2 separate regions of the Homo sapiens genome follow, and region 2 is linked to region 1. Evidence: read pairs that join two places in POLR2A ChIA-PET (ENCODE). Cell type or tissue: K562. All regions are shown on one strand. Each heading gives the region's core, and the rest is flanking DNA. Links, peaks and the distances in the headings are about the cores only. Region 1 overlaps EIF1AD (eukaryotic translation initiation factor 1A domain containing). Region 2 overlaps LOC105369350 (a long non-coding RNA gene).

Evidence for each region. Peaks named below come from ENCODE experiments on the same cell type or tissue, not always from the same donor. Only the 100,000 strongest peaks of a DNase experiment are listed, where the experiment ranks them.
Region 2: POLR2A ChIA-PET joins it to region 1 with 7 read pairs; 11 of 35 experiments call an interaction of 5 or more read pairs at or near these places.

Annotation. Positions count from the first base shown.
Region 1 is chr11:65,995,348-65,999,734 of GRCh38, reverse strand. It overlaps EIF1AD (eukaryotic translation initiation factor 1A domain containing), which reads left to right. Exons shown (of 6, transcript NM_001242481.2): 4 at 60-168; 5 at 338-385; 6 at 992-3,190. The coding sequence ends at 1,136. Among named protein-coding and RNA genes, the nearest start is that of EIF1AD, 4.6 kb to the left of the region's middle. In K562, for the core only: no CTCF peak of the experiment used is centred there; a DNase peak (open chromatin) is centred at 2,235.
Region 2 is chr11:65,939,170-65,943,556 of GRCh38, reverse strand. All of the region lies in intron 1 of LOC105369350 (a long non-coding RNA gene), which reads left to right. Among named protein-coding and RNA genes, the nearest start is that of TSGA10IP, 4.1 kb to the left of the region's middle. RefSeq lists a silencer at 1,846-2,069 and an enhancer at 2,040-2,539. In K562, for the core only: no CTCF peak of the experiment used is centred there; a DNase peak (open chromatin) is centred at 1,936.

The DNA.
Region 1 (4,387 bases), core at 388-4,387:
GCTTTGGCTTTCCTTATTGCAAGCAGGCCTGACTTTGCCTTTTCTCTTCTTATCTACAGGGGACTTTCTCATTGTTGACCCCATTGAAGAGGGAGAAAAGGTGAAGGCTGAAATCTCGTTTGTGCTCTGCAAGGACCACGTGCGCTCTCTGCAGAAGGAGGGGTTTTGGTAGGTGGTCCCCTTGATCATTGGCTGTCTGGCTTCTGGAGGCATTGCCTTCCTAGCTTGGGAATTAGGGGAGGGAAGGTCATGGCATCCCAGGCAGACACAGCTGGAAGCAGCTCTTTTGTGAGAAATTTATTTGTCCTTTCTGACTTTGGCTCATCTCTTGGCATAGGCCTGAGGCCTTCTCTGAAGTGGCTGAGAAACACAACAACAGGAACAGGTGAGGAACAAGCCTTGGGGTGGGGTACATGGAAAATAAGGGGTTCATGCTTTGGTGCCTTGAGGGAAAAATAGAGCCTTCTTTCCTCCTTACATAGGGTATCTGTTGAGAGCTCCTAAGCATGTGGTATAACATGGTTATGAATGGGGTTTGAAGGTCAGATGCTCTGGGTTAAAATCTTGGCTTTGCCACTTAAAGCTGAATGACTTTAAGCACGTTATTTAATTCCTTCAAACTCTATTTTCTTATATGTAAAATGGGAGCTTTGTGAGGATTAAAGAAGTGGATGGCTTGTAAAATTGCTTAGTGCAGTATCTGTTATGTGATATGGGTCCATTAAGTGTTAGTTGGTGGTCGTAGAATCATTATTTCTAACTAAAACAAATGGCTGTGGCACACGTTTGGGGAGTGGGGTCAGTCTTTAGCCTGTTTCTTTGGCCACGTTTCCCCACTGTTTGCTCTCCTGTGTCCCTTGTTTGAGTCTTTAAAGGGTGCTGTAGGGCCCTGACTGCTGGGCCGGATGGTCCTTTTTTTGGAACTCCTTGATTGTAGATATTATTTTCCCAGAAGGCGCTGGGCTAACCCTGCTCTCTTCCCTTCGTGCAGACAAACTCAACCAGAACTCCCAGCTGAGCCACAGTTATCAGGAGAGGAGTCCAGCTCAGAAGATGATTCTGACCTGTTTGTTAACACAAACCGCAGACAGTATCATGAGAGTGAGGAGGAGAGTGAAGAGGAGGAGGCAGCCTGAGACTCCAGGACCCAATTCTCCACTTGCTCAGGGACTGGCCCCTGGCTCTTCTGGGCTTGGACATTCCCAGGGTGCTCTGCACATCTTCACCCCTGCATGAGGACAAAGCAGGGCTCCTCTCTGAACTGATCTTTTGATTCAGAGAATTAAACCCCTGGTGGGTTGGTGACTTGTTCTGGTGTCTGAGTGGCTCTCTCGGGGGAGGGAGATTGTGATGAAGTGAAAAACTGCTCCCTATTTATTAGAGACCTTGTGGGTGGGTGGGCTGAATGGGGAGGAAATGGGAAATGGCTGGAGTCTTTCCCAGGTGGTTTGTTCTTTCTTATTGGGCACTTAGAAAGTGCCAGGCCGTGCTCTGGGCCTTCTTGCATGTGTTTAACAGCTGGGAGCACTCCTGCTTCCTTGCCTGCTTGCAGTTCATACCAATTTAAGCATTCAGGATGACAGCCCTAGGACCTAACACCCACCTGCCTCTAAGAGACGCTCAGGAGCCCATGGTGCCTCGTGCTGTTCTCCCCGCCTTTCTAGTCACCCTGTGTACGGGAGTGCTCACCTCCAGCTACTGTGTCCATCCCCACATACGACCTCATCTCTCCCACTCTGCACCATCTATCACTTCCAGAAGGTGGCTGGCAAATCTCTCTATCCTTAACTTTGTTTTGAATGGTCCATCCATCTCCTGACTTTATTTGAAACCTGATTATTCCCTGAGGACATTGATTGTCTTATAACCTTTTAAATAGAGGCTGCTTTTCCACCCTCACCCTTCATTCTTCTAACCAGCCCTGACATTCTCATGAGTAACCTTCTGCCTTCACTTCCCTCTTGTGTAGCATCAATTCCGTAGTCCACCCTACACCCCTCTGTCTCCCTCCATTCTGTTCCGCTAGTAAAACCCTAACCCTGGGTAAACCCAATCATTCACCTCTGTGCCCAAACCCAAGTCACCATCATTAGGTGAGAAAACAGCCAGCCTGGCCACCAGTTGTACCTTACGTTTATCATTACAAACCTCAGATGGACACTAAGCACTGCCCAGCAGATCTACTCTGGGATGTCTGTTTCAAAACTTCTGTCTTATCTATCAATTCCCCCTTGTGGTAGTTACCACAACACATGCCTCATTAAGAAACAGCAACCATCAGAGGGAATGCCTGCCTCCCTGTTACCAGCTCTGCAGATGTGCACATATCTTCCTGTCGTAAGCCAATGGGACTTAAACCTTACCTCTTGTGTTTTGGAGACTATCTTTTTTTTTTTTTTTTTTTTTTTGAGAGAGTGTCTCCCTGTGTTGCTCAGGCTGGAGTGCAGTGGTGTGATCTCGGCTCACTGTAACCTTCACCTACTGGGTTCAAGTAACTCTCCTGCCTCAGCCTCCCGAGTAGCTTGGACTACAGGCGTGCACCACCACACCTGGCTAACTTTTTGTATTTTTAGTAGAGACGGGGTTTTGCCATGTTGCCCGGGCTGGTCTCGAACTCCTGACCTTAAATGAGCCTCCTGCCTCAGCCTCCCAAACTGCTGGGATTACAGGCGTGTGCCACCATGCCTGGCTAATTTTTATATTTTCAGTAGAGACGAGGTTTTGCCATGTTGGCCAGGCTGGTCTCGAACTCCTGACCTCAAGTGGTCCACCCACCTTGGCCTCCTAGAGTGCTGGGATTACAGGTGTGAGCCACTGTGCCCGGCCTCTTTTGCTTTCTTAAAGACTTTGGTCGGGTATTTGTGTTGTTGAGTATTGTGTCTGGGTGTGGGTATTTGATTCTTTTTTTGTTTTGTGTTTTTGGCTGTCCTGTCTATTGGATGTGATATGTTATGGATGTGATGTGTTAGTGTCGAGCGTGCTGTAGAATCTCCCATTTCTGAAACAGGCGTGAAAACCTGTACTGATTCCCACGTCCTCCAGCTACCACTTCATTTGTCTGTTTCTCATTTACTTTCTCTTATAGCGTGGCTTTAAACATATATACATTTGTATATATGTATATATGAATATAATGTATAAAATGTATGTAGATGTATATACAAAAAATAAACGAGATGGGTTAAAGATATGTATGTGTGTGTATCTATCTTTAATTCATCTGAAGTTTGTTTTTTCTGAGAGGTAGCAAACTTTCCCTAAAGGGAAAGTCACTTGTCCCTGTACTATTTCTTGAAAGGTTCATTCTTTGCTCACTGGAAATATTTCTTTTTTTTTTTTTTTGAGACGGAGTCTCGCTCTGTTGCCCAGGCTGGAGTGCAGTGGCGCCATCTCGGCTCACTGCAAGCTCTGCCTCCCGGGTTCACGCCATTCTCCTGCCTCAGCCTCCTGAGTAGCTGGGACTACAGGCACCCACCACCACGCCCGGCTAATTTTTTGTATTTTTAGTAGAGATGGGGTTTCACCGTTGTTAGCCAGGATGGTCTCAGTCTCCTGACCTCGTGATCTGCCTGCCTTGGTCTCCCAAAGTGCTGGGATTACAGGCATGAGCCACCACGCCTGGCCAGAAATATCTTTTAAAACATAAATTCCTGCATATATATGGATCTTTTTTGGAATTTCTAATCTGTCCTATTGATCCGTGTGCCCATACTGCATTTTTTTTTTTTTTGAGACAGTCTTGCTTTGTCACCCAGGCTGGAGTGCAGTGGCGTGATCTCAGCTCGCTGTAACCTCCGCCTCCCAGGTTCAAGCGATTCTCCTGCCTCAGCCTCTCCATAGCTGGGACTACAGACACTTGCCACTACACCCGGCTAATTTTTGTATTTTTAGTAGAGACGGAGTTTCAACTTTTATTTTTTTGAGACAGGGTTTCACTCCTGTCACCCAGGCTGGAACACAGTGATGCAATCATGGCTCATTGCAGCCTCCACCTCCTGGGCTCAAGCGATCCTTCTACCTCAGCCTACTGCGTAGCTGGGACCACAGGTGTGCACCACCACATCGGGCTAATTTTTCTTTTTCTATTTTTTTTTTTTTTTTTTTTTGTAGAGCCAGTCTTATTATGTTGCCCAGGCTGGTCTCAAACTCCTGGGCAAGCCATCCTCCCGCCTCAGCCTCCCAGAGGGCTGGGATTCCAGGCGTGAGCCACTATGTCCACCCAAGAAGTGGTATCTTAACAGTTTATTTTTAGTTTTGTTTAAATAAATATTGTAGAAAAATTAACAGTTTTTCATCTTCCTGTCCAGAAATGAGGTATGTTCTTTGGTAAGGTGGTGTGGTCTTCAAATGGGCCTTTACTTCCAATTTGGTTTAGTCTTAGGAGTTT
Region 2 (4,387 bases), core at 1-4,000, 56 kb after region 1:
GGCTCCTCTTCTGCTCTCAGACTCCATCCCAGTGGCACCTCACAATGAGCACATCCAATGTAAATATCCTAAATAGTGCTGCTCCGGGTGAAGCTCTTTTGCCACCCAAAATATGCAAACTCTTTTCTTTCTAGGGGGCTGCCATCCTTCTCCCACACCTGGGGCCCAGTGGAAGGCACATGTAGGCAGCTTCACTTTCAGAAACGGAGCCCCTTCCAGACCTCAACCCCAGGTGATTTCCTGGACAGTCCAGAACTCTGGGCCACTTTCTTCCTTGGCAGAGGGCAGGTCTGGGTTTCTCAGGTTGATATTCTCATGAGGTGCATACAGACCTCTTTCCTTTACCACACTCCCTCCCTAAGTGAGCTCATCCAGTCTGATGGCCTTAAAAGCCACCTGCTGCTTGCTTTCTGAGACAGAGTCTCACTCTGTCACCCCGGCTGGAGTGCAGTAGTGCCATTACAGCTCACTGCAGCCTCAACCTCCCAGGCTCAAGTGATCCTCCCACCTCAGCCACCCGAGTAGCTGGGACTACAGGTACGCGCCACTATGCCCGGCTAATTTTTATATTTTTTGGTAGAGATGGGGTTTTGCCATGTTGTCCAGGCTGGTCTTGAACTCCTGGCCTGCCTCGGCCTCCCAAAGCATTGGGATTACAGGCATGAGCCACTGCGCCAGGCCAGCACCTGCTGTTTTCCACCCGTCCCCAGGTTTACGTATCTCAGCCTGACCTCTCCCATACTTAAATATCCAGTGGCCCATCTGACATCCCCACTTGGATAAATAAGCATTTCAACTTGACATGCTGAAGGTCAGACTACTGGCCTGCCTCATCCCAGTCAGGGGCATGTCTGAGATTCCTGTTGCTCAGGTCAACGCCCTGGCATGATCCTTGACTCTTTCGTTTGACTCACATTCTGCCCCTAATGCCTTAGCAAACCCTACCAGCTCCACCTTTGAAATACATGCAGAATCCAGCACTTCTCCAAACCAACACCCTCTCTCTTCTGGATCATTTCAGTAACGCTTAATCTCCGGCTTTTGCTTATTTATTTATTTTTTATTGACATGGGAGCTCACTATATTTCCCAGGCTGGCCTCGAACTCCTGGCCTCAAGCCATCCACCTGCCTCAGCCTCCCAAAGTGCTGGGATTATGGGCGTGAGCCACCACACCCAACCTCCCGGTTTTTGCTTTTGTCCTGATACCATTCTCTACTCAGCAACCAGTGTGATTCTGTGAAGAATAGAGCCCAGCTGGACGCAGTGGCTCACACCTGTAATCCCAGCACTTTAGGAGGCTGAGGCAGGCGGATGGCTTGAGGCCAGGAGTTCGAGGCCAGCCTGAGCAACATGGCAAACCCCTTCTCTACAAAAAATAATACTAAAATTAGCCAGGTGTGGTGGAGTATGCCTGTGATCTCAGCTACTAGAGAAGTTAAGGTAGGAGGACCACTTGAGCCCAGGAGGCAGAATGAGCCCTGATTGCACCACTGCACTCCAGCCTGGGTAACAGAGCAAGACCTTAACTAAAAAAAAAAAACAAAAAAAAAAAAACAGAGTCCATCACGCCTGTGATGGGTCCTGGGTCTCGCTGAGTAAAAGGCAAAGTCCTTACTGGCCCACTAGGTCCTGCATGTTTCACAGGTGTTTGCTCACAAGTGCCACCATGATCCCTTCTCACTCCGATCCAACCACACTCTCCCTTCGGTACGCCAGCCAGTCTGCCCTAAGGCCCTTTGCACCGACTGTTTCTTCTTCCTGAAATGCTCTCTCCCCAGAATCCACATGGCTTACTCCTTCAGGACCTCTAGGTTTCTGCTAAAATGACACCTGCCAAAGAAGCCCTCCCTGCCCAGATCCCCTAAGTCCCTAATAGGCACCACCATTTGCTCTGCTTCTCTTATCACCGCTTCACACACATTCATTCATTTGCTGATTGCCTGCTCAGCGATGTGGCTCCGGCCGTCCTCCCACTCTCTCCTGCATCAGCAATGTCTCATCTCTCTGGCATCATTTCCATCAGCACTACTGTTCCTTCTTTCTTGACTCACTTCCCCTTCTTCAACACTGCCCCATTTCTGTGTTCCCTTTGCAGCAAAGCCTTCTGAAAGAGTTTTCACTGGGCAAGGTCAATTTCCCCCTTGCCTTTCTTTCTTGAACCCACTCCAGGCAGGCTGTCACCCCCACCACCCTGTGAGCCTGCACCTGCCAAAATCACCGATGCCTTCCCTCCCACTAACATGAGGTCAGTGGCCAGCTCTTCCCCAGCTCCTCTGCCAGTTCCTCCTCCTCTTGCAGGAGAGGGACAGCTGCCCCGTCTGTCTTCTTTGTCCACAGCTACTCTGTTGCCCAGGCTGGAGTGCAGTGGTGAGATCTTGACTCACCACAACTTCCGCCTCCCAGGTTCAAGTGATTCTCCTGCCTCAACCTCCGAAGTAGCTGGGACTACAGGCGCAAACCACCATGCCTGGCTAATTTTTGTATTTTTAGTAGAGACGGGGTTTCGCTATGTTGGCCAGGCTGGTCTCGAACTCCTAACCTCGTGATCCGCCCGCCTCGGCCTCCAAAGTGCTGAGATTACAGGCATGAGCCACCACGCCCGGCCACAGCTCCTCTTTTACTGGACTCACCAGGACCATGGTTTTGTGTTTTTGGGTTTTTGGTTGTTTTTTTTTTTTTTTGAGACAAGGTCTCACTCTGTCACCTAGACTGACTGGAGTGCAGTTGCGTGATCATGGCTCACTGCAGCCTCGACCTCCTGGGCTCAAGTGACACTCCCGCCTCAGCCTCCTGAGCAGCTGGAACTAAAGGTGTGCACCACCATGCCCAGCTGATTTTTTGTATTTTTTGTAGAGACAACGTCTAGCCATGTTGCACAGGCTGGTCTTGAACCCCTGGGCTCAAGAGATCTTCCTGCTTCAGACTCCCAAAGTGCTGGGATTACAGGCATGACAGGCTCATTTTAAATAAAATCTATCAGACAATGAACCCCACTTTTATCTGTAGTCCAGACATCTCCCTCAAGCTCAGAAGGTGAGTCCTGCCTCCCAAACTCGAATGACCCAGTCCACTGCTCCATCTAGGTGTCTAACAGGCATCTCACATTCAACAACTCTGAAACTGACTCCCTGACCCTCCCCACAGCCCTCTCCATCTTGGCCTAGTGACTATGCTATCCTTCTAGTTTCTCGAACCAAAAGCCTAGGCTTTTCTCTCTCTGAAATGCTATGTCCTATCCAACAGTTGTTCCTGATTTCAAAGTGCATTCAGAATCTGAACGCTTACCACCAGCTATTTGGAGCATTCTCAACATCCGTTGTCTTCTACATAGACTTTCTGCTTCTTCATGGTCAATTCCCAACCCAGCAGCCTGGGCCATTTTTTTTTTTTTTGAGATGGAGTCTCTTGTTCTGTCGTCCAGGCTGGAGTGCAGTGGCGCAATCTCGGCTCACTGCAAGCTCCGCCTCCTGGGTTGACGCCATTCTCCTGCCTCAGCCTCCCGAGTAGCTGGGACTACAGGCGCCCGCCACCATGCCCGGCTAATTTTTTGTATTTTTAGTAGAGGCGGGGTTTCACTGTGTTAGCCAGGATGGTCTCGATCTCCTGACCTCATGATCCACCCGCCTCTGCCTCCCAAAGTGCTGGGATTACAGGCGTAAGCCACCGAGCCCGGCCAGCTTGGGCCATTTTTTAAAGACTTCTGCTTAAAACCTGCAATGGGAGCCTGGAGTAGTGGCTCACGCCTGTAATCCCAGCACTTTGAGAGTCTGAGGCAGGAGGATGGCTTGAGCACCGGAGTTTGAGACCAGCCCAAGCAACATGGATAAACCCTGTCTCTACTTAAAATACAAAAAAATTAGCCGGGCATGGAGGTGCATGCCTGTAGTCCCAGCTACTCGGGAGGCTGAGATGGGAGAATTGCTTGAACCCAGGGGGTGGAGGCTGCAGTGAGCCAAGATCACACCACTGCACTCCAGCCTGGGCAACAGAATGAGACTGTCTCAAAAAATAAAATAAAATAAAATAAAATAAAATGAAATACAATACAATAAAATAATAAATACATGTACAGATAGAAAACATCTTTATTGGTTCTTCAGATAATAGAAGTAATATATGCACACTGTCAAAAATTTAAATATGACCAGGTGCAGTGGCTCACAGCTGTAATCCCAGCACTTTGGGAGGCTGAGGCAGGTGGATCACCTGAGGTCAGGAGTTCGAGACCAGCCTGGTCAACATGATGAAACCCCGTCTCAGCTAAAAATACAAAAAAATTACCAGGGTGTGGTGGCAGGCGCCTGTAATCCCAGCTACTTTGGGAGGCTCAGGCAGGAGAATCGCTTGAATCAGGGAGGCAGAGGTTGCAGTGAGCCGAGATCGTA